Linked DNA regions of Mus musculus: regions 1, 2, 3, 4 and 6 are each linked to region 5. The links are chromatin loops, found by intact Hi-C in ENCODE. Cell type or tissue: left cerebral cortex. All regions are shown on one strand. Region 1 holds the start of Nrn1 (neuritin 1). Region 2 has its middle 23 kb from the start of Gm30600. Region 3 has its middle 52 kb from the start of Gm30600. Region 4 overlaps F13a1 (coagulation factor XIII, A1 subunit). Region 5 has its middle 63 kb from the start of Gm30549. Region 6 has its middle 42 kb from the start of Gm30600.

Region 1 (5,000 bases), 400 kb before region 5:
TCTGCATCTCTCACCTTTGCACACCCCTTTTATATCTCTGGAAACAGCTAGGTCAGACCTTTCTTCTCAAGGCTGCAGCCAGGCTGCTAGGGGCCCAGCAAGCTGCGGCCTAGAACTTTGGCTCGGACAGGGATGGGGTGGGGGCTGGAGATGGCACAATCTGTGGCAGAGGTGGTGGGGGAGAGAAGAAAAAATTTCAGGCCACACTGAGGTCTTAGCTTCCATACTCAAACCAACCAAACTCGGAGGCGGTGAATTTAAGAGCTGCTAGGTTCCGGGAAGGCCAGCGCAACTTAAACTCCATTTCTTCCCATCTAGTGGCTAACAAAAATCCCAGGGTACCCGAAGGGCTAGAGAGAGGCGCAAATCACCGCTGTAAGGGCGGGGAAGGGGAGACGGTGAATTCCAAAATGGAAGTGGGCCATGGGCTCTAGGGGGTCTGAGCTCTGGCCTCTTCTGCGTCCATCCCGGGGTGAAAACTCCCAGAAGGATAGATCACCTAGCACCCTCAGTCTCAGTCTACCTGTCTCTGAACATCAAGCTACTGCAGACTCGCGGGAAGGTGACCCAGTCAGCTGCAGACAGCCGAGAGCTGCGCTTGGCAGATTGCAGCAGGAAGAGCTAGGCGGGACTAGTGCTTTCTAATCCGGAACGGGAAGCTCTGCGGAAGGGAGCGAGGTTAACTTCCACCTTAGCTGGGGCAAACACACAACCTTCCATAGACCTATACCGATTTCACGCCGATTTTAAAAAGAAGAAAAAAACCCTTGGCACTATAATAAAAGCAAAATTTAAACACCGACACCGTGTCTTATGAATACATAAATCGTTGTTCTACTGTAGCTCGGCCACGATGAAAGAAATCGCATTAAGCTTCCTCTATAATGTATGTTACAAACATGCCTTTGCGAGAAGAAAACAAAATGCAACCTAGCCTCTCTGGCCGCAGGCCCTTCCTCACTCATTGCTCCTCCCCCTTCCCCCAAAATCAGCGTTGGATTTTAAAAGAGGGCTTGGGGCTTTCTGGAGGCGGGAAGCTTTCCTGTCACTTTATTTTTTTTCCAGGCGTTGCTGGAGCAGACCCCGCAGGGCGCATGTGTGTGAGCGTGTGTAAAATACGAATTCGGGAACAGTTCTGTGTCTAGAAATTGTGGCTTCTAGAGCTCTTGCACTGGAAAGCCGGAAGCAGTGCGCGGGACAGAGGGTGCAGGCACCACACATCGGTCGAGTTCCCAGTCCTTTCTGAACCCGGTTTCTGTAACCCCGAGACAGGCAGCCGGCCTGTCTCCTCTGCATCCCCATCCAGTGCGGTTTCCATGTTCTCATTCATTTCTTGGACCTCTCTCATTCATCCCAAACTTCCTCATTCGTTCTCCATCCTCTACTTCCCCGCCCCTCCCCAACCCCCACGCTTCTTGCCAAATGTCAGTAATTTGGGACAGCTTCTATCCATGAATTAATAAAGACTGAGGCTCCAATGGGGGGCGGGGGAGAAAGGTAGATATTTAGGAACATACATTTTAATTCCACTATGAAAATTTTGGTCATCTTCAGGCTGAGGTTCATCAAATGCATCTCTCCTGAAATTACTGTTTCATTATTTCTATTCTCATCTACTAGGAAAACAGAGTCCCCAAACATCCTCCAGGTGAAGTCCCTATCTTAAAACATTAGCTGTTTCTTAATCTATGAACATTAGTCGTCTAACTGCAAAATGCCACACTCACTTATTTCTAACACTTACAGCATTTGCTGCCCTTGGGATCTATGTCCTAGGATGGTTGCAGCTCTTTGAACTAATGTCAAAGGCACAAAACCACCAGATGCAAAGCATTAAGTCATCTCCTAAAATTAAAGGAAAAGGCAACATCCCGGTGCATGCTCCTTGCTTTGCAAAAATCCCAGTTTCTGCAAAACAATAAACAAATAAACAACCAAAAAAATCCCCCAAACAAATTCTCAAGAATATGGCAAATGCATATGGACCCCATAGAAAGAATCAGTTTTAATGCTCCGAAAGCCCCAATTTCTCTATATTTCTTATGAAGAAAAAATGTTAAGTATTTCTTCTCTTGTCCCACACAAATTCCCTGACGCACCCCTGAAATGCTGCAAGGATTTGTCTGTAAAGAACGCTCCAGCCTGGCACGAACAGTTTTCTCCATCTGCAGAATAACCACTGGGAGACTTTCTATTTTTTTCCTTTTGTCCATTCTATTAATAAGCTGCTTTAATTTCCCTTTTCAGTTACATTAATTAATGTTTCCATCCAGTATCACATAAGCGGATTCACTAGTACTTAAAACATTTGCATTTTGGATGGAAAAATATAAACTTTAAAAAAGCCTCCCAACAGTGTAGCTGAGACTCACATTCCTTAACATGAAATGGGGGGGGGGGCTAAATAAATCCATCCAATAAACCGCCACAAACAAAAATTACAAACCCACGAAAAGACAAAATGCGAACACGTTAAACCACTTTCCTGTATAAAAATAATAGAGATGCTAATCTGCCAAAAATCACAGACACACATGACCCTGAAAAAGTATATCAGTGAATATTTGGTTGATTTATCCTTCTCGGAGTAGTCTGCGGTGCCCGGAGCAAACGCTGCAGCTAAGATCTAGGGGGAGGGGCGGAGGAAGGACAAAGTTCTAAATGCTGCAGTTTGAGGGCAGCCTTAGAATATCTTTGCTTTCTGCATATAAACTTTTCAGCCCTAGCTACCTAGGCATCTTATTCCTCCCTTTACCTTTTGACCCCTCAAGATAGTATCTTGCAGTATAACAGGGGACAAATGCTACGAGCGCTCAGATCCTGTTTTAACCCCAAAGAGGGAGGAAAAAAATGGATGTGCGCTTTGGAGAAAAGGGAGAACCCCCCTTGGAAAACAGCCGGTCACACACACACACTTCCCTGCAAAAGAAATCACTTTCTTTAGGAAAACCAAACCAGAACTCCTTCCAGAGTCCCCAAGAGCTAATGCCCCGACTCAGGGAGTCTGCAGGGTTTTCTGCAACCAGCGGCAGACCCTGGCCAGCAAGTCCCCTTAGGCGCCTCTGGGGTAGGCAATCTCCGGTCGCCTACCAAGCCGTACCGGGCGGCCACTTACCTATTTGCACCGCGAGGATCAGTGAAATATATCTGCCGTTCAACTTAAGTCCCATCCTACGTTTAGTCAAACCATTTGCGACCGCAGACCTTTAAATAGTTAGTTTAGAGAACGCGGGGGAAAGCTGAAAAATAGGCATTGCCAACAAGTTCCGGGAGCGACAGAGACTTTATGCACTGGGAAGGCAGAGGGAGGAGAGAAAGAGAGGGAGCGAGGAAGAGACAGAAAGAGAGTGAGAGAGTGAGAGGCTGGGGGGGGGGGGGGAGAGCTGGGAATGGTTCACTCCATTAGGAGGGGGCGGAGGAAGTACAGCCTCACGCCCACGAGCAGGCCTGACGTGGGGGATGACACGGATTGATTTTTTTTTTTTTTTATAATATAGACACCTTGGTAGAGAATCACCATTTATAGTCATAAGACTCTGGAATTAATCAGATATCTCCAATTAATGTGCGATCTCAACGAAATCTCGCCTCTCTGTAGTGACTGATTTTCATCCCAGTGGCCACCCCCGCCTCCTCGTTCCAGGGGCCCCCAGCCCCGCCCCCTCCCTGCGCAGAATCGGGGCTCCCTCTCCTCTCCCCGCCCCGGAGACGGGGAGTCCTGGTGCGCCCACTCGATTGTTCAACCTGCTCCCTCCTTCACTGGCGCCACAACGAACCCAGACACTTCCAACCCTGCAGAGAGGTTTGGGGAGCTTTGGGCCCAGGGAGGACAGAGGGGAGAGACTCCTCCGGTCCGAATCACCCTTCTCTCGCCCTCAGTGGGGTGCAGACCCCCTCACTTGCCTACCCTAGTTTTCTCTCCAGCCCCACAGTTGAGCTCTAGGCGCAGCCTAGAGCGCGTGAGCACATAACCCGGCCCCCCAGCACACGCACACACTCACAAAAGCGCACGCCCGGGAGCGCCCCCGAGCTCGCCCGCACACTCCGCACGCGAGCGCGCGTACACACCCAGGCCCCGGGGGTTCGTTCGGCTCGCATGGGGGCCCCCAGAAATAGACTCTGCGTGCCCTCTTGTGAATGTCACTATTCGCGACGCTCACCCACCGAGGGGCATCTATACCAGGCATAGAGACACCTATTTTAGGGGGTTGGAAAGGCTGTCGGGCAAGAAGCCTAGGCTAGGGTAAATTTCGGTTTCTTGTGGTTTACAAACTCTTCGCGCTTTAGGAAATTTCCAAGGCAAGCTCTGGTGTACAACTCCTTTCTGGGGCCTCCTGAAGTCATCTGTAGGGTCACACTGACATGTTGATACACGCACCCACGTCCATCACGTACACACCCAGACCCACACACACCTGCGCTCTTTATTTTATTTTTTGATGATCCAGCACTGACTGCAGTAAAGAAATATCTCTTCAGCTGCGTTCGTGCAAGGTCCTGTAGTGGATCGTGTAAGATGGAAAAATAATCAGGGCTACTTCTTAAATGAAATTAAGTTTTGATTTTTTTTCTCCTTTTCTGCAATGCACCACACCCTCTTTCCCAGTCTGAATTCTAGCGTCTTTAATCAAATGTTGATGGCCGCATTGGCTAACTGTATTACTTGAGCCAATGAAGAGATATGCGAAAGGAGAAAAATAAAAGAGCCTTCATATTTTATAAGACTGCAGGGCGACCGCGTAAGGCTAGGTTAGTGGCAGAAATGAAAGGGGATTAGGGAGACCGGGCTTCCGTTTAATTTGCCTTTCGAAGCCCCTGCACTGGGAGCCCACACAGTCAGCCATCTGTGCACACAGACGGAGAAAGGGAGAAAAGGGTGCAAAACTGGGGTCAGGTGACGGGCGGTGGAGGGACTGAGTAGGACCGCGAGGGTCTTGAGGCAACTAGAAGCTGAAAAGCGCGCACCGAGGGGACCCAAGCTTGCAGCCCTGCAGAACTGC
Region 2 (5,000 bases), 92 kb after region 5:
TCCTCTGAGAGTCTCCACCCAGCAGACAATGAAAAGAAATGCAGAGACCCACAGCCAAATATTAAATGGAGGTCACAGAGTCTTGTAGAAGAGTTGGGGGGAAGGATTGGGGGACCCAAAGAGGACAAGGACTCTACAGGAAGACCAACAGAGTGAACTAACTTGGACCCATGGGGGGGTCCCAGAGTCTACTGAACCACCAACCAAAGAGCAAGCAGGGGCTGGACCTAAACTCCCACCCCACACATCTGTAGGTGCAGCTTGGTCTACATGTGGGTCCCCCAACAACAAGAATGAGGGCTGTTTCTGAATCTATTTGCCTGAATGTGGGTTTCATTCTCCTAACTGGGTGGCCCTGTCTGGGCCTCAGTGGGAGAGTGACTTGATGTTCCGAGAATGGGGAAGGGGGGAGGTTGATACCCAGGGATGCTCTCTCTTCTTAGAGGAGAGGAGAAAGAGTAATGGGGGGAAATCTGTGTGTGGAGTACTGAGAGAAGAGGGGAGCTGATACTAAGATATAACATGAATAAATAAATTAATTTAAAAATACTTTCTATGCAAGAAGAAAGATAAGAGGAAGAGAAAGAATAAAAGGAGCTGTGCATGATTATTCACATTGCAGTTCTAGATCCTGGGAAGTGAGGTAGAAATCATCACAATTTCAAGGCTAGCCTGGGTTATATGATGAGTTCACGACTATGTCCACTTAGCTATATAATAGTAGTATGTTCTCCTGCAGGGCATATGACCTACCAAGCTACAAGTTTCTGGTCCTATTTCCAGTGGCAGGCATGAATCTATCTTGTGGAGTATGTCTTAAATCCAGTCAGAAAGTTGTTGGTTACTTCTATAAGATCTGTGCCACCATTTCTCCAATGGGCATATCCCATTAGACCACATATTATTATAGCAGTTCAAAGCATCCACAGCTGACTAAGACTGTTGGTTGCTTTATTTCCCTGGTAGCATACACAGCTAGCCAGCAGAGATGAAGCTGCCAGCTCACTTCCAGCTTGACTTCTCCATATTCAATGTTTCAGGCATTGGATGTCTTCACCAATAGGGTCTTAGCAGTAGAAGCAGCCTGTAATTTTTAAGGGTCCTCTGACCAACAGTTCAAAAGAGAAGGGAAAGGTGGAATGGGGGAAAGACTCCTGTGAGGAGGTACTGGGAGGAGAGGAAGGGCTGAATCTGGGTTGTAAACTTATTTGAAAACCTATGGTATCTGAAAGAGGCAATGACCCCCTATTAGTGGATAACTAATTTCAAACTCTTTTTATACATGTGTGTGTGTTCCATGAATTCTACAGTAGTAGCTTTCCGTGAGTTTTTTTTTTAAACATCCTTAGTGTTAATTATCCTTCTCTATATTCCCTTTTCAACCTTGCCCTGCCACTTCCCACCTCATCTAACTCTTCTTACTCTATTATTCCCATTCCCCTGTTTTACCACTGCACTGTGTCGCTGCCTTGCAAGTACCCCCTACAACAGCCTTTTACTGTTTTCCTGACTTCTATGGGTACTCCAACCTAAACCCACTGTGCGTGTTTTACCACTGTTAACAGACACCATGGCCAAGGCAACTCTTATAAAGACAACATTTAATTGGGGCTGGCATACAGGTTCAGAGGTTCAGTCCATCATCATCAAGGCAGGAACATGGCAGCATCCAGGCAGGCATGCTGCAAGAGGAGCTGAGAATTCTACATCTGAAGACTGAAAACTGCTAGCAGAATATTGACTTCCAGGCAGCTAGGATGAGGGTCTTAAAGCCCACACCCACAATGACACACCCACTCCAATAAGGCCTCACCTTCTAATAGTGCCACTCCCTGGGCCGAGCATATACAAACCATCTCACCTACTTATCTAAAGATTCAAAGCTACAGTCCACATATGAAGAGAGCAAGCAGCCTTTGTTTTTCAGGGTTATTTTTCCAGCTGTATGCACTTATCTACAAATTTCATGATGCTGCTTTTCTTTATAGCCAAATGCTATTCCACTGTGTATGTATACACATTTTCATTATCCATTCATCAGTTTATAGATGTACAAGCTTTTCCCATTTACTAGCTGTTGTGACTGAAGCACCAATGAACATAGATGAACAAGGATGTCTGTTGTAAGCTAGAGAGTCCTTTGGGTATATGCCTAAGAATGCTATGGCTGAATCATGCGGTAGGTTTATTTCTGGAATTTCCAGGAACTTTCACACTGATTTCCATCATGGCTGTACCAGTTTGCACTCCCACCAACAGTGAATAAATGTTCCTTCTCCCCTAGATCTCTGCCAGCATTTGTAGTCATATTTTAGATTTTTTTTTTTAATCTTAACCATTCTGACTAGGGTAAGATGACATTTGAAAGTAGTTTTAATTTGCATTTCCCTGATGACTAAGGATATTGTAGATTTCAGAAAAACATTTCCCAGCCATTTGTATTTCTTCTTTTGAGGACCCCCCCTCCTTTTTAGACCCTACTACAAGTATTCTGCTAAATAGACACAGAACTAAACTGCCTCCTAAGTACTTATCTCTATACCTATAAATCAGCACAGCTCTCAACACCCATCAAAGAAGCTGCTTTTAGAGTAGATTCTAATTAAGTCAGAGACCAACAACTAATCAATTTGCAGAGAATAAGGGACTGCAGAGTGCTCAGCCCTAGATAAGACATCAACACCACACCACACCTCCCTTTGGTTAGCCTTCTCCTCTTTGGTTGCCTGCATCAAAGAATATTCAAGATTGCTTCTAACTAGCTGTATTCATAATCAAACCAGAAACAAGCCAAGCAACCTGCAGAGGTCAGAGGAATTAACTAGCAGTACCACACAGTAAAGGCTGCAGACCAGTAAAGGAGAAATTGCAATATGGAACAACAAAGGAAACATTACAGGATAATACTGATCGACTGAACTCAGACAAAAGAAAATTTATATTGGATGATTCAATTTACACATAGTTTAAAATCATTGAAAATAATCTACTATGATAGTGAGCAAAGTCACAGTTATATTGACCGTAGGGGCTGCGGAGAGCACTAAGGAGCCTTCTAGGATGCTGAGAATATCCCACATCAGACTCACATAGTGGTTGTAAGAGTTGCAAGTGTGCAGTGCTGCAAAGATACTCAGAGCATCTCAGTGTTCATGTCCCTGTCCTCTGCACAGAGGCCACTCTACTGTCACCATACTATATGGAAACAATTTACCATCTCTGCCTTTGTCAGCTCCTTGCCAGGGAGGCCAGACCTTTACTTGTCTGTGTTTCTTGATAGCCTTGTCCAGAAAGGAAACTCAAATAACTATGTTAAACTGTTTCAAATGCCTTGAAGTACCCAGCCATGCAGATATCCACCTCTATCCTTAACCGCCAACATGAAATTCATGAATGGGAGTACACCTGTATCATGTTCACAAAGTGTCAAGACTTTCAGTGGAGGAAGTATGACATTCTCCCACCTGGCCAGATTTGAGTTGAAACTAAACCTTCTCAAGATTAGGATCCTAACTTTCAAGTGCAGGCTTATTAAATCCAAAGACCCCTGCCTTCCTGGTTAAGAATTCTAGTTCCCTATTCTGAAAGGGAGCACATATGAAAAGAACATCCTGGGGATCCATAAAGGAACCAAAGATTTAGACCCTTATCTAACCTATTTCAAGGGTCCTTTTCAATAGGGCATACCTGACAATTCTTTTGGGTACTTCCTAACTTTAAAAAAGAAATCATTTTACATCTCCTGAGTTTGATTTGATACACATGGTCTATGATCCAACATCTAAAATGAATTGTGGAACTGGAAAAGAGACTTGATTTTTAAGAATGCCTACTGCTCTTGTAGAGGGCCCAAGTTCAGTTTCCAACACACATATTGTGGTTGACAACCACCTCTAACTACAAGGGATCCAGTGCCCTCATCTATCCTCTGCAGGCTCCTCTATAGATATAATGCACAAAAACTCACAAACACATACACACACAGAGGCAGAGAGAGAGAGAGAGAGAGAGAGAGAGAGAGAGAGAGAGAGAGAATGAATTCTTTGAAAACATTTGAACTCTTCCAAGAGCTGCCTGAGAGAGGACTGCCACAATGCTTGATAACCCTCCAAAGTCGGGGGTCTCTGGTGAGTCTTGAAAAATGGAGACTTTTATGAAAACTCCCAGGTTAGGTATGCTCTGATCTGCAGGAGTCGAGAGTTCTTTGGAAACCAGGGACCCATGGTAGATTTGCTTCATCTAAAGGAACAACAGTTACTACTGAGAAATTGCTCTGAGGTAATATAAAGGCTCAATAATAGACTTCACTTTCAAAAATTAATTTCAGGGAAACTTGACACCAAGTTCTCTAAATAGAGGTCTTGAGGCCAAGACACAGACTGACAAGAAACTGAAAACTCCAAATTAAGACTGGAGCATGTCCTCAATTTGCATGAGCAAGTGGAGATAGGTGTGTTGTCAGACTTGACTCTTCTCCTTATGTTGAGTTATCTTGTCAGGAAATTTTCTTTGGGAAAAAAAATTATTAAAACAAAAAGATCACACCATTTAAAAGCTAAGGCTGACCACAGAAATATAAAGACTGCATAGTTTTAATTATATAGAGAGCACTATCTTTAGAAACATTATTTCATAGATGATTAAAACTAACAGTAGTCAACTGAAGAATATGGGGAGAGAGATGGAAAGAGGGTAGACAATGTGCACAGGGTAAGAGAAAAAATGCAATGCTCCTATCACAAAGAGGTAGGTACGATCCTAAAAATTAATTACATATTTCAAAATAGCTAGTAGAGAAGATCTTGAATGCTCTCCATGTCCAGAAATGATGTGGCTGGCTAGCAAATTAGTGGTATCCATAAGCTCTTGGTTCAGTTGAGAGTCTCTACCAATGAATAAAGGTAGAGAGCTATCAAGAAAGACCTGAGGCCTCCACATGCACACACACACACACACACACACACACACACACACACACACACACACCACATGCATACTCA
Region 3 (5,000 bases), 63 kb after region 5:
GTTAAAGGAGATATATGTAGTTTTAGAGGGAGAAATTAACATTCTCCAGTAGCCTTCTCTAAAATCTCCTTCAGTTCCTCCTTCCCTCTCCCACTTCCTTCCTTCTTTATTCATTTCCTTCCTTCCTCCTCTCATCCCTCCCTCTCTCCCTTTCCTTTCTCTTATTTTCTCTTCTTTCTCTCTCTCTTCCTTCTTCTTTTTTCTGTTCTTTATCTCTCTCTCATATATATGTATATATATATATATATATATATATATATATGTGTGTGTGTGTGTGTGTGTGTATATAAATAATTAATAAGCAGCAAAAAAAAAATCCCCAAATTTTAGAGATATCTTAAGAATGCCTCAAAACTACCTACATGGATTTAAGATAAAGGAGAAATACATTATTTCTGAGTGAGAAATTAACACTCTTCAGTAGCCTTCTCCAAAAAATCTCCCTAAGTTCCTGCTTGCCTCCTTTCCTTCTTTCTTTATTCTTTTCCTCCCTCTACCTCTCCCTCCCTCTCTCTTTCTCTGTCCCTTCCCCTTCTCCCTCCCTTCCTTTTGTTCTTCCTTTCTTTGTGCAGAGGACATCTTGCAAAGGTTGGTTCTCTTCTCCTAATATGGAAGTCCTGGGAATGGAACCTAGGTCATGGAGCTTGGCAGCAGGTGCCTTTACATGTTGAGTCATCTCACTAGCTCCCTAAGCTTCTGATAACTTTAAACTATTAGAGGAATAAACAAGCAACAACACTAATCATTTGTACAATGTAGGAGACACAAGAGTCACAGAGATTTTAAAAATTTTTATCTGCCGGGCATGGTGGTGCATGCCTTTAATCCTAGTACTCAGGAGACAGAGGCAGGCAGATTTCTGAGTTCGAGGCCAGCCTGGTCTACAGAGTGAGTTTCAGAACAGCCAGGGCTACACAGAGAAACCCTGTCTCAAAAAACCAAAAAAAAAATTTGTATGAGTGTTTTCTCTGCATATATGTCTGAATTATGAAGTTCAAAAGAAGGCATCAGATTCCCCTGGGACTGGAGTTAGGAACAGTTGTGAGCCACCATATTGGTGTTGGGAACTGAACAGCATCTTCTCACTCTTCTACAAGAGCAATAAGCGTCCTTAAATGCTGAGTCATCTTTTAGTCCTAGGTCATATGCATTTATAGCATCTCCTTTTTACATATACTCCACTCCCTTTGGAATCTCTTATCAGAGGGTTACAAATAATATTCTATTATTCAGTTAAACATGCAGATCAACTTTGAACACATCTGGAAAGTTCAGGGTTTGGGTGAGGGAAAATAATTTGTTGTTCTTACTTTCATGCTGTTTGGTTTTAAAAGTCGGTGAGTTTTGCTATAATAATTGCTTAATAAAACTTGCCCTAGAAAAAAAATTGTTACAATTCAATTTGTTTTTCCTCTTGGGAATGTTTGTATTTTTTTAATTTATTGCCCAAATAATGAGATATAAATATTTTAAAACTGATTTTCCTACAAAAGCCTTTCATAAAATCAAAGGTACAAAAGAGATAACGTTGAACAACTCCCTCAAGACCATGACTCACTACAATTTTTATGCAATTAAAGTGAGGAAGTAGCTGGCCATAGGCATTGAAATCTTTAACATTATCTTAAAAGTATGTCATAATTCATGTAAAGACTCTCAGGTCTTCCAACTGGGCAAAATTTCTCATGCTGCTATTAAAATCCTTGGACCAATATGTCAAAATTGTCATATATTTAATAAACAGTACCATTTTTATAGAGCAAAGGTATTTATTTTAATATTCCCTTACTGTACATGCAATGGAGCACAACAGATGTTCACAGTGTTTTTCACAGCATTATCTTATACCATCTTTGCCTTATGCCCCTCAGGTTGATTCCCTGGGGTAACCCATCAAGAAAAATCTAGGTGTCTAGTCTGACTGTTCCATGGCTTGTCCTATCAAAAATCTGCTCAGCCTAAATGCACATGGTGCATTCTAACTTAGTAAAGATAAATTCTTGCTCCCACTTCTAACTTTGGAAAGGGGACAATCATCCATCCTTTTTTACATAAGGAAGAGAAAAATATGAGTAGACTTGAGCACACATTTTAATAACACTTTAGAATAAGAACAAAATGGCACCCTTTCAACTGGAATCCTAAGAACTAATTTACTGAATATGGTAAGCCAAAGTGATGTCATGGACCATTACAGAAGCACGAGAAAGCAGAAAACTCCACTTTAGCTGCCCTCTTCAAAACTATAAAAAAAACCTCACTGCTTTTTTGGTACATACACCCCCACTCCAGTTATGACACCATCTTGGTTTGGTGCTAAATGTCTTCTCAAACCACACGGCTGTGGGTGAAGACACCAGATCTGCCTCCCTCTAGCTTCCTCCCCAACTTTTTGGGGATGACAACAGTAGACAGGGGTTGGTGAGATGGGTGTTAAAACTGAGCCAAGTCCTAAATTCACCCAGCTTAGAAAATGTATGTCAGACTTCCAGCTGGAGTGAAGCTTCAGTAACACAGCCTGGGAGGGGGAAGGAGACTCTAAGAGCAGAGTCGGCAAGGATGTAGTTCATCCTTGTTGAGACAGATACTTGTAAGTTCCACAGGAGGTGAGGAAGCCAAGTTCTAGAAGCAGAGTAGCAAAGTTGGACTATGTAGTGGGGGAGCTTCTCTAATTATTAGTGAACATTTGCATATTGGGTAAATCCTTCACAAAGCTCTATCTCCATAATCAGTGAATGGTTTCCTCAATGAGTGTTAGAATAATCTGGACTTTTTGATGACTGGGTTGGTACCCTTAAGCAAGATTACAGAAGTAAGGTCAAGCATGGTTCAGCACTCGAAAAGTGGAAATGGGTGGATTGGTAATATAAGGTCATTCTTCATTGTTAAATAAGTTCAAGGCCAATTTGGGATGTGTGAGATTCTAGAAGGAGCCTTTGAGATGAGGTTTCCAAAATTTCATTAGGATTCTTGTGGTCACTAGGGTTTAGGATCACAGGCAGAGGCAGGGAAATAGAAGGAAAGAAAGAGAGGGAAAGGGAGAAAGGAAGGGAAGGAGGAATTAAAGAAAGGGGGGGGGGGCAATCCAACAGAGGTCAATTTGGCTTGATCCTGTAGGTGAAGCTATCAAGATACTATGATCACATCTCAGATTTTAATAGGTGAGAAAGCTAAAGTTCTGATATTATTGTATCGGGTACCATCAAAGACTGCCCCAGGACATAGTTTGGAGGGGTGTGCTCCAGGCCCTTGAACTTTTCCAAACATGCAGAGAAAGCATGGATGAAGGTATCAGGGAGGGCCTATGGGTATTGCCAGGGAAGGAAAGGATCCAAAGTGTTACGGGCTTGGCAGCCACAGCATCTACTCTAGGAGAGCCACACGATATAACAGGTTCAGAGGATGCTTCAGGACAGGAAAGGAACTTTGTCCACAAAACACTAGAATTTGTGTTTATCTTTCTGGCAAGTTTCTGAGCTGCTCCTCTCAGCATGAGATGTAATTCCCCATCAGGGAAAATTTAGAGATATGTTCTGGCCATATGGCACTGTTCCTTTGTTATGGCTCTCTCTCTCTCTCTCTCTCTCTCTCTCTCTCTCTCTCTCTCTCTCTCTCTCGTGTGTGTGTGTGTGTGTTGCTTACTAATCTGCTTCCCTGGCTTGCTCAATCTGCCTTCTTATAGAATCCAGGACCACCAAACCAGAGATGGCACCACCCACCATGGGCTGATCCCTCCCCCATTGATCACTGATTGAGAAAATGCTAGATATCATGGAGGCGTCTCCTCAACTGAAGCTCCTTCTTTTCTGGTGACTCTACCTTGTGCCAAGTTCACATATAAACCAGCCAGTTCAATATCTAAACATAATGAAGCACAGGAAGAAAAGACAAAACAAAACAAAACTCCAACACCTATACTCACACATCTATCAAAATTAACTTGAGAAATCAATGGATAGAAACAACATTTTTAGCTTTATTAATTTTTTCATGGTACTCAGGATTTATTTTTTTAGTTTGGAAGTATCAAAATAAAAGGTGTTTTTATTCTAACCACAAAAATATAGTTAGAAAAGAAACAACAAGTTATTAAATGTCTACTCTAGAGAAATACAAAATAAATAAGACATGGATCTCGGCCTTGGATTCTTATACACTAAGGAAATTAAACACACACTCATGAAATAATTCAAGAGGATGAAAATGTGCAAGTGAAAAATAATTCTGGCAGTAATCCATAGAGGTAAACAAGTCCTGAGCAAAGCAAACAACCCACCTGGGAATGACAGAGCCCTAGTCTGATGCTGGAAACCCAATCAGAGGCTAGCCCCATGTCTCTAAGTGCCAGTCCCAAATTTAAGTAAGTTGACAGGTAGAACTGGAACATTTTTCCATTTTTAAAATCTGAATTTAGTTCTTTCCTCTGGTTATTTGCAAATTACTTTCAGTAAAGTTTATCTTTATGGGAACAGGGCCAAAGATGGAGGGGTGAGAGATGACAGAGTCACATAAGGAATCCCAGGAAATCTGACGGAGAAGACCAGCATCAGGGTACAGATCTAAGTTTATTGCCCAGCCCATAAACTTATGTACAGTGTTTGAGCCAATCCCAAGCCTCTAAATCCTTGGCTATTTGTACCTCACCACACTGTGCTCCAAAGAAAGTCCCACCTAATGAGGTAACTCACAAGGGGATGGGGAATCATCACTTGTGAGAATTTCCGTGAAAATGAGGAAAGCGGCCATTCCCTGGCCTCCATTCCTTTTAGATCTAATACCATGTACTGAAGATCAGGACTCTTTGAGGAGTAGCTGGAGGCTATATTGTCTCGTTATCCATCCTACTTTTTTCCTCAAAGCTGATTTCCACATCTCCCACATAGCTTAGATGCTGGAGAGTTCATTTAAATGATTTCTCTTTCCAAGTTTATAGAGGAACTGTGTAATTGTTACTTTGACTTTTATGTTAATCGGTTTTCTATTATTGAAATAAAATGCCA
Region 4 (5,000 bases), 240 kb before region 5:
TCTCTGGGTTTCTGTCCAGTGAAGGTTACAGTAATACCTATCTCTCAGATAAGATGATACAAGGGCATTACTAAAATTCCAGTGTTTAATATCTCTCAGCTGCTGCCACTACTGTCAGCATGCTGGCTTCCGCCTCCTCCTCCTCCTCCTCCTCCTCCTCCTCCTCCTCCTCCTCCTCCTCTTGCCTGCAGAATGAAGCTGGAAGGATCTGTCCTCCTAACTACCTCTTTCACATTTACCCTGTGCCTGGTTTATCCATGCACAGCATCTGTAAGAGACTCAGTCTTCTGTGAGCCCATCCATGCTTCAGAGGGATGGACAAAGTATTCTAGCATTTTCCTAACACTTGATGAGGTGACATGTTGCAGGTAATTTTGGACCACGTGTTTGGAACCCTTGTGGGCTTTGTACTTTTAGTGTGTTTGGAGTTCCTGCTTTATGCCATTTATCTTACTTAATTCTCTGAAGTGCTCTCCCACATTGCAGTCCAACAGAGTATTTTCTTACCATCTTTCCAGTACCCCCAACAGCAAGCCCCTTCCTTCCCTTCCTGAGCCCTCCCCATCACTCCCAGTGCATAACTGGCTTCTGAAGGATACAGCTCTGTTTTACTATGTCTCCAGTGTCACAGGTGCCTAGTGCCATTCCCACAGTTTCTGAAATCCGGATCTGTCACAGCTGGGTGATATCTGAGTGGCATTAGGGTGAGCAGTCCCTTTCCCTGGCACATCTCATTGCCTGTTTGGATTTACTTTAACCTTGAAATTAGTGGGGTTAATGGTTAGGGCTTGTGTGATAGTGTCTCATCTATAGTTTTTCCAGTCTTAGCCCTGGACAGTATAGATCTTCTTTCTCAGAAAATGGCCTTGACTCTGAATGTCCAACAGAACCAGAACCCCTGCTTCTGTCATGGAAATTAACTCAAACTGAACCCAATCAACCCTGGTTCCAGTCCTGCCCTGGTCTACTAGCATGCAGAATGAGACCTCTGTAATTCTGCCATGGGGAGTTCAGTTGCTCTCAAAGAATCTTAAAAGATAGAAAAAAAATCCAACCTTTCTAATTAATAATACCCCAAAAGATCAAAAGTATCAGTTTCTTCTCTACACACATTTTATTATCAGTGGTGCAATTAAATTCTATTTTGTGCTGTGGTCTGAACACTTCACAGCTTGGAAAAGCTTCTCCTGAGATCTTGGCAGGGACAAGCCATTGCTTCATAATGAGGTGAACATGAGAACTGTCTCTGGTGGGAAAGGCAGAGATCTGAGCATGGGCACAGGCTCTGCTTACATCCCCCTCAGAGCAGCAAAAGATGCCTTTGCTATGTGGCTAAGGGACATCTTCAAGATCTCTGACTATGGAGAGCCAGTGTGCCTCCTGCTGCTGTGGTCCTTGTGCCCCCAGCTAATGAATTCATGCTCTCAGGGCAAGATGGCACTCCTGGAGTAACCCAAGTGCCCTGTTTTCCTGTTTAGCATTTGTTTCTGACTCTACCTACAGAATTCTGATTCTCCCTCAGCCTCATTTGCATTCTGCCTCTTCAGGCCTGTTGTGCAGACAGTACCAATCACAACAGGTCTATGGTAAGTGACTGCATTTCAAGAACAGAAGAGAGAGAGAATGACATAAACCTCCCTAGAGGTAGAGGGTCTGACATTCTGTTCTTCAATAGGCCCTATACATATTCAGCTTTGCGTGAGCCTCATTGTGGGGTGCTCCATGTACCATCTATACACAACCAGATTTTGAGAAGAAGTGGATGAGGCAATTCTCATTCTGCTTCTGTAACTGGACTGCTGGGGTTAGAGACCTAGCTCTCCATCTTGATGATGATGCGATCTTGCACGAGTTTTACAGCCCTTCTGCACTTCAGTTTTCTCACATATAAAGTAGAAACATTTGTACTGCTTACCTGTAGGTTTTATTGAGTGTTGAAAGCTCAGTTATATATGTGATACTTTGATAGCAGCTGCCAGGGTCCAGTATATAAGCAAGCAGAGCAGCCATATTGAATGCCACACAATAGCCATTAGCTTAAAAAGTGGTTCATAAGAAACAAAGCTCATCTCTCACTCCTGCCCAGTGTCCCATCTCTGGGGCCACTTAGATTACTTGGTTACTTTAGGATACTTCATGTTAGGAGGATTTATACTGATCACTCAGTCTTTTCAGAGACAAATGCTCTCCAGACACCAGGGAAGTTATTTAAGGCCACATCCAGGTGGCATATAATACCACTCTCCAAGGTGACCACTAGATGCTTGGCTTCCAGTGCTTGGAAGGGGTCTTGGTAAGGCTGTCTACTGATGCCACCAGAAGCTAGCCTACGCTGCTGAGAAGCAGGTAACCCACTCCCCTGGCTTTCCTTTACCAGTCCCCATGAGCAACTTGAGAAGAAATACCCTGTACTACCTGGACAACCAACTCTGTGCTCTCTGTACAACTAAAGCCATGATCCAAGTGGGAAAAAACAAGCCATGGTGACAGAAGCCAGAAAAATGTGTCATCTTGGTATGTGGGGTAGACTGTGAACAGGATAAAGGCAGGAAGGAGCTCTCTGAAGACCTGGGGATCCTCTATATTTTCATCTAGCTGGTGCTTATAACGGCATATGTATATTCAGCTACTGCTCCCCAGCTCTACACTTCAGCTTGCACATCCTACTGCATACAGTCACACCTCAGTGAATGACATTACTGCCCCAGATGCAGAAGGGACAGTGTAGGTAGTTTGTAAGCCTGACCCACTTTATTCTGAAGACACAGAGAGTTCTGAGTCTCTGTCTCCATCACACATCTTTATCTTCCTCCACAAGTGTGTTTATACCACAGGTTATATTTATATCTGCAGTCACATCTATATATTTAAATAAGGAGAGGAGTGTTATATGCATGCGACTATATATAGAATATTTTACTTCTTTCAAAGAACAGGAAGATCCTAGCTCCATTATGTCTTTTGGACACCCCCTCCTCCCCCCACACATGCACACACAATCTGGCTACTGACTAAGCACTTTGCCCTCCTTTTTTGTCTGAGATGAGATGTTCACTGACCTTGATGGTGATCTTGGGGATAGTCAGTATTATGGACTTTTGTTTGGCCAGGACATCCCTGGACTCGTTGATGCGTGCCGTGACGAAGAAGTGCAAGAAGCCCTGTTCTAGAAGGTGGCTCATGTACTCGCCCGCTCTGACCAGCACCTCCTTTTTCTTGGCTGAAGGGAGGAAAAACCAACAAGGCGGACATCAAGACCTGGACGAGATGGCATATGGCTCACTTGCCCTCTCCCATCCTCCCCTCATTAGCACACAAGTCACCAGGAAAAACAGCAAAAGACAGATACAAGGAGTCAATCAGGGACAAGCTCTCCTGTCTCATGGGTGAAGAAAGAATACACTGGAAATGTAATAGTCAGTGGGGTCTTACTACAGAAAAGAGTTGTCAAACTTTCGAAGCATTGTGTTTGCTGCTGTAAAATGGAAAGGGTAAACAGAGATATTAAAGGTGAATCCTAGGAGCTTCAACCTTGCAGGCTCTGACCTGAGCCAAGGCAATCCCAAGATGGCAGAAAATGAGCATAGAGTGCCCTCGCTCCTCTTTGTGACTGGAGAGACCTCTGTGTGGAAACCTTACTGCTAGCTTTCAGGGTAGAGAATAAGCCCTGCAGAATGGCATGGAGGATGGGAAGTAGTCTCATTCCTCTTTCAATCTCCATGGGGGCTGAGGATGCAGAGTTGTATCTGTAGCCTGGGTCCATTTGCTCACTCTGTGACTCCATTTCCCATAGCCCAGGATTCTAGAGCCCAAAGGACAGTTCTGTAGGCTGAGCCCAGGTATGTATGTCCTTAGAGACAGTGCATTTTGTCCCTTGATGTTTCCAGGGATAATAATAAACAGTGGTCTTCTGGTTTTTCTTAGGGGAATGTGTTTGGCTACTAGGTTTCTTTAGGGCAGCAAGACTTGTGCATCTTCTTTGTACCCATCTTTGCAGGGGTTCTTATCACCACTTATAGTCTCAGCCCCAGGGCTCCCTTCTTCTTGGAGGCAGACCATTCTCTCAATCACAGCACTGAAGAAATGGGACTGTGCACCAGAGCCCCAGAGAACACTGCTCCTGAAATAGTCCATTATATAAGTGCCATGTTGTGCCACCGCACAAGAAATTGTTCTAGATAAAGTTTATTAAACGCGGCAAGAGAAGGAGGAATAGATTTTCACTGTATGAGTGGTGGAGATGGGAGGTTGCCAACATCATTTATGGTGTCTGGGGAAAGCCAAGGGAGACACAGGCTGGAGCTGCCTCATCTCTTCCAAAAAGCAAAGGCAACTAAATATAGCCAAGTGACAATGATAACACCTTTGAAGGTACTGGTTGGTTTAAGTTATTCAAATCTCCCAAGCTGACTCTAGCCTACACATTCCCTTTAATCACCAATCTGAAGTCTGCTCACATTCTCCTTAGAAAACTTTACTTGCAGTAGAGGCACTGCAGGATGCTTGCTTAGGGTCAGACATGTGTGATTTTGCAAAAGACTAGGATTGACTTCAGATTGCAACATGCGTTTTATTGCATGCAATTGATGCCACCTACCTACATTAATTAGTAAATTTGCAAAAGAAGAATGAGGTTCTAATTCCCTTGAAGTGATCTGGGACAAGCCCTGAGTGGTCTGACTGATGGAGCTGTATTAAAATCAACTTGGGCTTAGGTTTGGTCCCTACATGAATTGACTCAATTGAGAAATACATTACATCATTTTAATCCATTAACTCATATAGAGTTATCCCCTCATTTTTAATATTTGCAGGGGAAAGGTTTATTTTGGATACAATCCGTCATGATGCGGAAGGCCCAGGAGCAAGCGTGAGGCTGTCATGTCTGGTTGTGTTGCTTCTACAGCCAGGGAATGGCTTGAGTCCATCCTTTAGTTGGGCTAAGGAGACAAGGAAGATTGAAAGGGTGCATGTGAGGTTGGAAAAGGACTGTGCTCTAT
Region 5 (5,000 bases):
GAGATGGTGACTAGGCATTGATTAAGGCAGACATGATCCCTGCTTGAGTTGGGTGTGTCTTACAGTAAGGCAAGGTTTAAAAATGAAAAGGAAGCACAAACAGGGCTTAGTGCTAACAACAACAGTGGCCAGTGCTTCCCAGAGGCTCTCCATCTTGCACTGCATACATATCAGGGAATGCCTCCTGAAGGAGAGGATATTGAATACCATGAAGGACTTGCTACCTCTGTCCATCTCCACAGTGACAACAGTCTCAAAGGTCTCCCATTCTGATTCATATGTTGGTCACATTTTCCAACTCTCTTGAGCAATCCTCATTTGTATACACTGGCATACAATCTCAATATGATAAGCCCTCACTTGTTCTTCACCTCACTTCTAGATTCTAGTCCACTCTTATTGCATCCTCCATATGAATATTTTTATGCTTTTTACTCCATCTCTTCTCCTGTTATTTCTTCCCCCTATTTCAAATAAACTTTGGTTCTCACTACTAAAAATAAAACAACCCTTGCCAAGATGCCCACTGATTATCTCCTGGTCAAATCCTGTGGCAATTTCATTTACAAGGCAATGTCATTGCTGTTTGAAATTGTTCACTCTATTTGCTTATACCAAGGGGTTTCTTCTAGAACTCACAGAAATGAACCTGTCCATCTAAGGGTCAGAGGGAAATTCTGTTTCATAGGTTGGTCACATTTTCCATCTCTACTGAGAACCCCCCCCCTTTATATACATGTGTATACAATCTTTCTCCATATGTTAAACCCTCCCTTCTTCTTCACCACCTGAGATCAGTCCTCAAGCAAGGAGAGACAGGAGACAGTGCCTCACAGACTTGGTTTTTCCTTCCCTTCTGCTGAGGCAACTCTGAAGGTTCTTCAGAGACTCCAAGATGTCCCATGCAATCCCCTTGGAAACCATTCCATGAACACACCCTTGATGCATGTTCCATCTCTTTCTCTCTCACACTTCTTTGGCAATTTGCTCAACCCCTTAGAACCATCTTTCAAATAAGTTCTTGCAATCAGTGCCTTGTCTGGATATGTTGGCAGGTAGTAGAGGACAACACGTTAGTTGGTGGCAAAAATGGATGCAATTATCCTCTTACTTCATTGCCTTTGCCAACTTGACTTTGTAACTTCTCAGGTCAAAAAGGGAGACTATTTCTCCAACTCACTGATTTTAGTATGACCTTGTGAGTTGCTTTACTTTTGGAAATGCAATTTAAAAAGGTATTACAAGTTCTGAGCCAAGACCTAAATGATAACTCCATACTTCTGCCCACTCTCATGGGTCTTAGCCTCTGCTATGAGGGCTATGCTGTAAGCAAAATAATGAACAAACATGTGGGCTGGAGTAAGTCATTTCAGTCTATTGAGGTGGAAAGCTTAGCTGAGATCAGCAGAACTAACATCCAAATGACTGATTGCTGAACAAGTCCTAGCCAACATGGGTAGTGAGAAGGAACACCCAAGTAAAGTTCAGTACAGGTTGATGTTAAAATCCAGTAAGTTCTGATATGGTTGGTAACACAGCAAAAGCTAATTGTTATAGTTATCTAAAAATCAGGTGATAGCATAGACCAAAGAAAAAGATCTTTAGGATGAAATTCTAGAACTGACTAATCAGACCCCAGCAAGATACCATTTCTATATCTACATGAATACATTTCTAACTAGAATGCTGACCTCAGGTGAGCTGTGGGAGAGGTCTAGGTAAAAAGGGCTACATTCACTTCTAACATAGCTCCAGCACAAGGAACTTTCAGGCAATGATTATGGATGGTAGTAGTGGTAGAATCACGTGGCTATTATTAATGATCAGAGAAGCATTGAAAAATAAAATGTTAGCTATCAAACCTGAGATCTGCTGTGAAGCCTACAAAGTGTATTGAATAATGGGACATAATATTTTATTCCCCATGATAGATTTACAAGGTACCTACAATAAATTTGGGGCCATGGAATAGAAGAGGTAAGTCCTAATATGGGAATATTGGGCAGATATACTTCGAGACTCTTTCCTCCCAACTTTCCTTGAATATGCACAAGTGACTGCTTTCCTCTTGCTGGGGTGAGCAGCCTCTGATGATAAAGGGGCCATACAAATGGTCCATCTGAGGTCTACGCCTTTGGAGATAGTATCAAGATCTGCTCCTGCCTCTTCTCATTGTCTGCAGACCAATAGCTAAGATTAACTGTCTTCACAGCATAAGAGGGAAGCAAAGCCCTTCTCTAGGAAGAAAGGCATTATCCATACCAAGGCATTATCCATACCATTCCAGAAAATATTTAATAGCAGGAGCCAGAACATTTGCCTGGGAATGTCTATTGTCAATACTGAACCAGGACTCTTGATTTCAGGTTGTTCCCCTCAATGCAACAATGAGAAAATCAGTAGCTATCATCATAGTTCTTCCCCTAGAGGCTCGTGACTGTTCATCAGAGTAAATATAATCTAAGGAGAAGGAATTTCCTGATTATTTTTAACAGTTACTGCATATGGCTCTGAACTGACATGGAGGCCATAAAACCCCAAACGCCATCACAGTCTTTGTAAAACTGACATTTACAGGTGTTACCTATTGATAAATAGAGTCCAGCTTAAAACATCTCTTACTGAACTCTGTGGTTCCACTATATGCTCACTTCCTTGATTTTGATGTGCATAACTGGGACAGATGCATATAATATCTGGAAGACAACTTCATATTGGTCTCCTGAGGGAATAAAAACCATAACATGGCACACAAGACCAAGGGCAAGTCCTTGAAGCTATCCCACCCTTAACAAAGATAGATCAGAAGTGATACTGCATCCAAAAGAGAATATCTGAAATTAGAGCCACCCTCAAGGACTTAAAACATGCAGAGGTGGTGGATCTTATTATATCTCCATTTAATTCAACCATATGGCTTTTGTAAAAATAAGACAGATCATGGTTGCTGATAGGAGTTCACAAACTGAACCGTGGGATAGACCCAATTACAGTTGATATTATACTTCTGCTGGATTTAGAATGACGCCACCATAGTGTCTTGCTCTTGGGATGTGAATACTGATTGGCAAATGCATTCTTTTTCTGTGATTATCTGGAAAGGATCAAAGGCAGTTCATAATAACCAGATACACATAGCTTTGCACATTTCCTGTCTCAGCCTTTCCTTGTTGTCATTGTCGTAATATAGTCAAAATAAACTTTGATCATTTCAGCATCCTATATAAACTCATGACAGTTTGCTATATTGATAATATTGCATTAATCAGAGCTACAGAATAGGGAATGGTAGGTATTTTTAATGGGCTGGGGAGACACATACATACCAGAAAGTTAAAAAAAGAAGAAAAAACTACCAAAATGGTAAGTTTCTAGAACTGTGAAGTCTAGAGCACGCCAGGACACCCCCTCTGAGGTAAAAGGCAAGCTATTGCACTTTGCACATCCCACCTCCAAGAAAGAGGTGCAATGTCTGAGATACATCCTTGGAATCTGAAGACACTTTACATCATGCTTTGGAAAACCCATTCTGGTCCATTTATTGAATGATTCAGTCTGCTGCATGTTTTGAGTAAGCCCAGAGAAAGAAATAGCTTTGCAGTGTGAGCATCTCACTACTTGAGCCAAATGATCTAGCAGAAGCAATTGTGCTAGAACCATGGGTACATACCAGGAATAGAGGCACTGGGAAGAACCCAAGAGTGTGGGGGCAAAGCAATGCCACCTGCATCAGAGAACCATTTGCTACCCAGAAAGTGGCCCCTCGTTGGCTAGTAGGCATTAATACAGAGTAGTAGAGTGTGTTTCATAGACCATGAAAAGACTATCTGAAAGTAGCAACCTTCATGAACAGGGGATGATCAGAGACAACAAGTGACAAGTTTGTAATTCTTGGCAGCAACTCATCTTTCATAAAAAACTACACATTTGGAATTGAGACCACACAGGTCTGGGAAGTGTGAGTACATCATACAAATAGGTGTTCTGGACACCATTTTCTCATATCTCCATTGTAGCAGTTACAGAGATCATGAGCTTAAACTGTAGGTGGATTATAAGCCCTGGCTTTACTCAAAAGTTCTCAATTCTTATGCTGAAGGGAGGAAACCCTTCCAGAATAGAGCGACATTGTATTCATCACAATTGTACAGAAAAAGTGGCCCAAAATAAAGTCTCTCCAAAACTGATAAACATCCTTGGCCAACATGTATATACTTAAGAGATCAAAGAGAAAGTTTGGGAGAGACACTAGTGGGAGGTCCTGTGGGGACAGACACAGTGTGTTGGGGTATTAGCTTCAATGCTAACAGTTCAGCCAACTCATCCACTCAGAGGCAGCTAAGTAAATGTGACAAAAGGCACATGTCAACATCCATCCACTATGTCCTGCGCCACATCACTTAGAACTTCCAAGTTTTCTGGGGTGTCTTTCTAACAAATAGCTGAGCCACAAGCCTGGTCTGCCTGAGACACTCCATGCAATTAGAATGGAGAGTGTCCACTATAGTGTAAACCACAAAGTACTTTACAGTTGGTATGTGATCATGCAAGCCATAGAGCACTCTACAGTGAGAGTCTGCAGACTGCATTGGTCCAGGAACCTAGAGGTTAGGATGGAATAAGATTTCCCCAAATCATTTCAGTGACTCCCACAGAGAAATTTCTTTTCTATCAGTATAATTTTAAACTAATCTTGATTAGAAATTCTGGGCCCTAGAGGAAGTGACCAGGAGTTCACAGTGAACTTTTTTATTTAACTAAACCTTTTCAACCCAAAGCTACTTATGTCATCTGTTCACTTGGGACTCCTCAAACCAATGATGCAAGAAAATAGAAGAAAGATTCATTATATGGGTGGGCATAACCAGCTTTGATTACCTGTAGAATAGTGGGATGTGGTTAGATAAAGGGAGCAGGGATGAGTATATAAGCAACTCAAGGATGGCCTTTTGTAGTTCGAAAGCTAGTAATAATAGCTTTAGAATAAATAATAGTTAGTA
Region 6 (5,000 bases), 160 kb after region 5:
TATTAGCCATGTGCCATATAGCATTTGAGTTGATGATGGGCCCCCATAGACAGGATCCCATAAATCATAATGACAATGATGATTTGTTCCTTTAGCCTGGTGACATTACATGTTTCCTTACCTGGCTTCAGCACTGTTGGTATCAGCATACCTACCACTCTGGTGGCCAATCATAGAAAGAAAATGACTCCTAGTGACACATTGCTATCCCCACAGATCACTTCATCGATCAGCCCTAATCTGGAAGCTTCTTCTTGCAGCAGGTGGGAATTAACACAGAGACCAACCGGACAATGTGCAGAGAGAGACCTTGGAGAACTCATCTCTATATGGGATGCCTTTATCAAAGTCTTCACTCAAGGCTCAGGAGACTATTCAGATGAGGAGACAGAAGGAGTGTAAAAGCCAGAGGTGTCTGATGACTCACTCTAAGGGAAAGAGCATCCTCCAGACACAATAGGGCTGATAAACATGAACTCACAGAGACTGTGGCAGCATGCGTGCACAAGACTTGCAAAGGTCCAAACCAGACCACACACCACCACTGAGAAGAAGTGAAGACAAAACCCCTCCCCTAACCAAAAAGCTGTTTGTAATTGATACCTGCTGGGAGAGGAAAAGTCAGTTATCTTCAAAGAACCACACTCCAGGGCAGATCCCATGCCCAGAAGAAGGTGACCAACACAAAACAGACTCTGTGGGCTTTTAAGGTGATGTGTGTTTAGTTCCAGAATCTTTTGTTTGTTTGTTTGTTTGATTGATTGATTGATTGATTGATTGATTGGTTGGTTGTTTTTTGTTTGTTTGTTTTTCTGTTTTGAGAGAGAGAGGCAGAGGCAGAGGAGAGAGAAAGAGAGAGAGAGAGAGAGAGAGAGAGAGAGAGAGAGAGAACATATAGAGAGGTGGGGAGATCCAGGAGAAATTGGGGAAGGGAGATAATATGATCAAAAATGTTGTATGTAAAAATTGTTTAATAAAAGCAGCATAGTGACACATGAAATAACAGAAAGCATGTAGTATTTGATCATGATAACAACCAATTAATTATGTGGCTGGCTTGCTGTTTATGCATTTATCTGTATTTATTGGGTTGTTTATGCAATTGATAATAGCGTGTTTTTCTTGGTCATGTGGAGAATACCCCTACTTATTTAAAGAGTGTTGATTGTGAAAGTGCACCCTGGGACGCTGGCAACAGCTCCCCCAGTCTTGTCTTTGCTGTGTCTCTGTCGCTTTAAGTGGCCATATTCCCTGACTGACCTCCAGCATCTAGGCTTGTGTAAGAGATCCACAGGGTTTTCACACAGGAAGTCACCTGAATTTGATGGTACATCTCTCAGGACCTGTTTTAATTGTTAGTCAAAAAGTGACTGCAATGCTTGTATCCACATCAGACAACTCAGAGAGGGCATTTTTTTAAAGACCAGAAATATCAGCTCCTTAATACATATACAAATAAGACAGCAAGTACCTTTGGCTGGGCCTGTGGCTCTGGCTGAACAAACTGGTTCACCAGATGAAGATTTCTGTAAGGCAAGAGGGACTTGGGTAATCTGTGAGGACTTTAAAAGCACCTTCAATAGCGCTAAAGCATTTTGTTGGATAAATTTCATAAGGATCCACATGGCAGCTCCTACCCATTATAACTTCAGTCCTATGGGGATTTGAGACTCTCTTCTGGCCTCCCTGGGCACCAAGACCTCAAGTGCTGTGCAGAGTTACATGCAGGCAAAACACCCATACCCCTAAAATAAAATGGGGGGGGGGATTTTAGAGGAATCTCAAGAACTCAATTTTGTAATTTCCCTAAACTTCAGCATCTGACACATGCCTTTTAAAGCATCATCAAACTCCATCAAAACCAGTGATTTTTACATTCTTAAATATTGGTGGATGTCTTGTAAGATGCAATCATAACAGAATCTGTTAAGCATTGTTGTTGTTGGGTTTTTTTTTCAACCTTGAGTCTGTAGTGGGCTCTGCCCTATTCATCTCTCAGACACAATTACTGGCGAGCTTTTAATGCAGCCCACAGCTGCTTACAGGCACCAACCTGCTATTCTACTAGCTGCCTGCTGAGCTGAACTAGGAGCCAGAAGGGAGTCATTTTGATGGCATTTGAGTAGCACAAAATGTGAGTTTTCTCTTGAGAGGGCTTTTGAGAATTAGAGGGAGTTAGTCATAGTTTCCAGTGTGAGTATTTTAACAGTTGTGAAATTATGAAGGGCTGACTCAACAATTCCAGTGTTGCAATATGTCACTTCACTGTCTTGTTACTTAAAATTACATGCTTCAGGAGACGATGACTTTTAAAAGAACCCAACCAAGTCTGGAAAGAAAAGTGAGATATGCAGACAAAGCAAGGGGAAAATTATAAGATTGCCAAACACTTAGGAAGCTACTTAACAATCCCGAGCTCATCTAATATGTTTCTTTTTCTTAAATAGCATGTTTCTCTTCTCTGTGAATTATATAGTAGAAGCACACTTATTAAACAGTGATTCCTTTTCAGTATACAAAACCAATCCAAACTGGATTGAATATGTTACTAAATTTCTAAATCAGTCACCTCCTCAGTATCCTTTTGGGTAGGTTTAAAAAAAAAAGATGAATAGATTATCATCAGACAAAGATGATTAAGCCTATTCAAGAGGACTCTTAGGCTGTTGCTCAGCCTCTTCATTAGATAACTCCTCATTAACTACCCTAAATGAGCTACAAATAGCTATCAGGTCCTGTCCTTTATATTTGAAAATTAGACCCTTAGTAAGCAGATGACTCTTGAGGTATTTTCTAAGGATTTGAAGTTTTTCAAGCATGCCGCTATATTTCCCCATTCAAAATCATATACTCATAACACAGCTAGCCAGGGTTAAGAGGAAGCAAAAAAGAATCCAAAAGAGATGGTTCTAATGAGCTTGGTTTCTTTAACACGGTGTGATAATTAGGTAGTCCAGCCAGAGCAAAGGCCACACTGGGAAAACTTGAGATTATAAATAGCTCCACGAAATGTTAAATGCAAATCTAGAGGAGGCATTATCCTTTCAGGAAGCATTATCCTTTCAAGAACTGAACAAACTACAGAGTAGGACATGTCCTTGCATGAACAGTCAGGAGCTATAAAGAAGGGGGACTGGGGCTGAAGGGACAACTTAGCCTTCAGAGCACTCACTGCTCTTGAACAGTTCAAGAACAATGCACCCATGTCAGACTTCTGCTCACAACCACCTGGGCATCTAGCCCTAGAAGATCTAACTCTTTATGCTGGTGGCCACTGGCACTCAAATGCACATGTGCACACATAGACATATCATGATCTATGGAAACCTACTATTGTGTGAGCTTCAAAAACATGTACACAAACACATACACATATACATGTATAAAATAAGTGGAATTACCCTATACCTAGGGACAAAACATCTTCCAGATGCCATAAGTTATCAAAAAAAAAAAAAAAAAAAAAAACAAGAAAACAGCGTCCAGTGTAAATTGTGTCTCTTCATGTTGGTAATAAATCTCATAGACACCCCCTCACCAAAACCAAAATAACCTATGCCATCAGTCTTTGTTACCCTCCTAAACTTGATGGTAAGATCCTGTTGCTGAAAATACTTGAGCCATAGAACACGGAGAAATCAACTGATACTGCCCTGAATACTTCATCCCTACTGGCTAGCAGTCATGGAATCAGAGGCATTGTCCATATTACTGTGGGAGAAAAGTAACGGTTTACTCAGCTGTGACTCCTGTAAGCTACAGCAATGACCAGCCTGGCAGCCACTAAAACACAATAGTGTAATAGTGGCATGAATGTCTCTGGAGTAGCAAACCATTTTCTGATTGTATTTGAGGTCTACCCCACAAGATGGAACTCATGCCTACTGCAGTTAACTGAGCCAAAAACCTAGGGCTTAGTGTATCATAAGCTCTAGGGAAGAACCTATTACAAATATTCTAATAAATGGACATAGTATAAATTGTCCCCAAACATTTATCTTTATACCCATTGATTCGTGTGGCTCTCCACCATCATCAGAGAAGCTACTTTTGCAGGAGATGATGTTGAATACAGAGACTCACACCTGGTGGTCAAAGTGCAAAGAATAAGAGATTGTGGAGTTATCAGCCCTAAATAGGAAACCTATAGCACGTTCTGTTTCCCAGTTCTCAAGGATTATCATGGAAGAGGGGGGCAGAAAAAAACTGAGATCCAGAGGTAGCAGTAGATCACTACAGAGAAATAGTAGCCAAATTCCAGCATGGAAGGCAGAGGGACTTATTAGAGCTAACTCCTAATTGAGGAGCTATTGGCAACTGTGGCTGGTGTGGGTACGAGAATCGGTTTTCTTCATCTGTGGCACCTGTCATGTGACCTGTGTTCCACTGGATGACTCCTCACCTGGGCACACGCAGGCACCGATGAGAAGACTCAGTAGGGTTAGGAAAAAAAAGAGTAGATGAAATTGGGAATTTCTTCTGGGTACAACTTGCATGGGTCTTGTTCATATAGTCACAGTTGATATTAGTATATGTGTGCAGCAGTCCGGTTATATCTGAGAAGCATGGCTTCGCTACAGTCATCTATTAGCTCGTGTTCTTAAGATCTTCCTGCTCCCTTTTCCATGATGATAGCTCAGCCTTGACAGGAGGAGATAGATATGACATAGATGCTCCATTTAGGACTAAGCTTTCCACAGTTAATCCTCTGCACTTTGACCAACGTGATTCTCTATAGTAATCACCCTCTCCTGCAAGCAAGAAGCATCGATAATGAGAGCTGCGTGCTGTGCTGCTTTATGGGTATAAAGATAAGTACTTAGGAGGCAGCTTAGTACTCTGTCCATTTAGCAGAATAATAGAGTTGGTTCTTTCCTAGGGCTTATGGGCTATCAGGTCATGAGTTCTTGGCTCAGTTAAAAGTAACAGACATGAGTTCCATTTCATGGAATAGAACTTAAACTGAATTTTTAAAAAGTTGTTGCTTGCAGCCCCATAGG

The links. Peaks named below come from ENCODE experiments on the same cell type or tissue, not always from the same donor. Only the 100,000 strongest peaks of a DNase experiment are listed, where the experiment ranks them.
Region 1: a loop joins it to region 5, with 6 times the contacts of the local background. A loop is called at or near these places in 3 of 42 quality-filtered maps.
Region 2: a loop joins it to region 5, with 9 times the contacts of the local background. A loop is called at or near these places in 2 of 42 quality-filtered maps.
Region 3: it touches region 5 in a loop (8-fold over the local background); 2 of 42 quality-filtered maps call a loop at or near these places.
Region 4: a loop joins it to region 5, with 11 times the contacts of the local background. A loop is called at or near these places in 4 of 42 quality-filtered maps.
Region 6: it touches region 5 in a loop (2.3-fold over the local background); 3 of 42 quality-filtered maps call a loop at or near these places.

Annotation. Positions count from the first base shown.
Region 1 is chr13:36,731,121-36,736,120 of GRCm38, forward strand. It overlaps Nrn1 (neuritin 1), which reads right to left and starts at 3,357. Exons shown (of 3, transcript NM_153529.2): 1 at 3,116-3,357. The coding sequence starts at 3,170. Gm30177 (a long non-coding RNA gene) reads left to right here. Exons shown (of 2, transcript XR_382190.4): 2 at 1-802. In left cerebral cortex, a CTCF peak has its summit at 3,090; DNase peaks (open chromatin) are centred at 60, 623, 1,119, 2,095 and 5 more places; H3K4me3 peaks cover 5,000 bases; H3K27ac peaks cover 5,000 bases.
Region 2 is chr13:37,223,833-37,228,832 of GRCm38, forward strand. No RefSeq gene overlaps it. Among named protein-coding and RNA genes, the nearest start is that of Gm30600, 23 kb to the right of the region's middle. In left cerebral cortex, no CTCF peak of the experiment used is centred here; a DNase peak (open chromatin) is centred at 2,215; H3K27ac peaks cover 1,550 bases.
Region 3 is chr13:37,194,931-37,199,930 of GRCm38, forward strand. No RefSeq gene overlaps it. Among named protein-coding and RNA genes, the nearest start is that of Gm30600, 52 kb to the right of the region's middle. In left cerebral cortex, no CTCF peak of the experiment used is centred here; a DNase peak (open chromatin) is centred at 2,367.
Region 4 is chr13:36,889,747-36,894,746 of GRCm38, forward strand. It overlaps F13a1 (coagulation factor XIII, A1 subunit), which reads right to left. Exons shown (of 15, transcript NM_028784.3): 13 at 3,060-3,220. The region is part of intron 2 of Gm30489 (a long non-coding RNA gene); the gene reads left to right. Among named protein-coding and RNA genes, the nearest start is that of Gm30489, 68 kb to the left of the region's middle. In left cerebral cortex, no CTCF peak of the experiment used is centred here; DNase peaks (open chromatin) are centred at 1,246, 2,118, 2,670, 3,682 and 2 more places; H3K27ac peaks cover 2,079 bases.
Region 5 is chr13:37,131,790-37,136,789 of GRCm38, forward strand. No RefSeq gene overlaps it. Among named protein-coding and RNA genes, the nearest start is that of Gm30549, 63 kb to the left of the region's middle. In left cerebral cortex, no CTCF peak of the experiment used is centred here; DNase peaks (open chromatin) are centred at 2,481, 2,963 and 3,554; H3K27ac peaks cover 2,233 bases.
Region 6 is chr13:37,288,665-37,293,664 of GRCm38, forward strand. No RefSeq gene overlaps it. Among named protein-coding and RNA genes, the nearest start is that of Gm30600, 42 kb to the left of the region's middle. In left cerebral cortex, a CTCF peak has its summit at 2,061; a DNase peak (open chromatin) is centred at 2,205.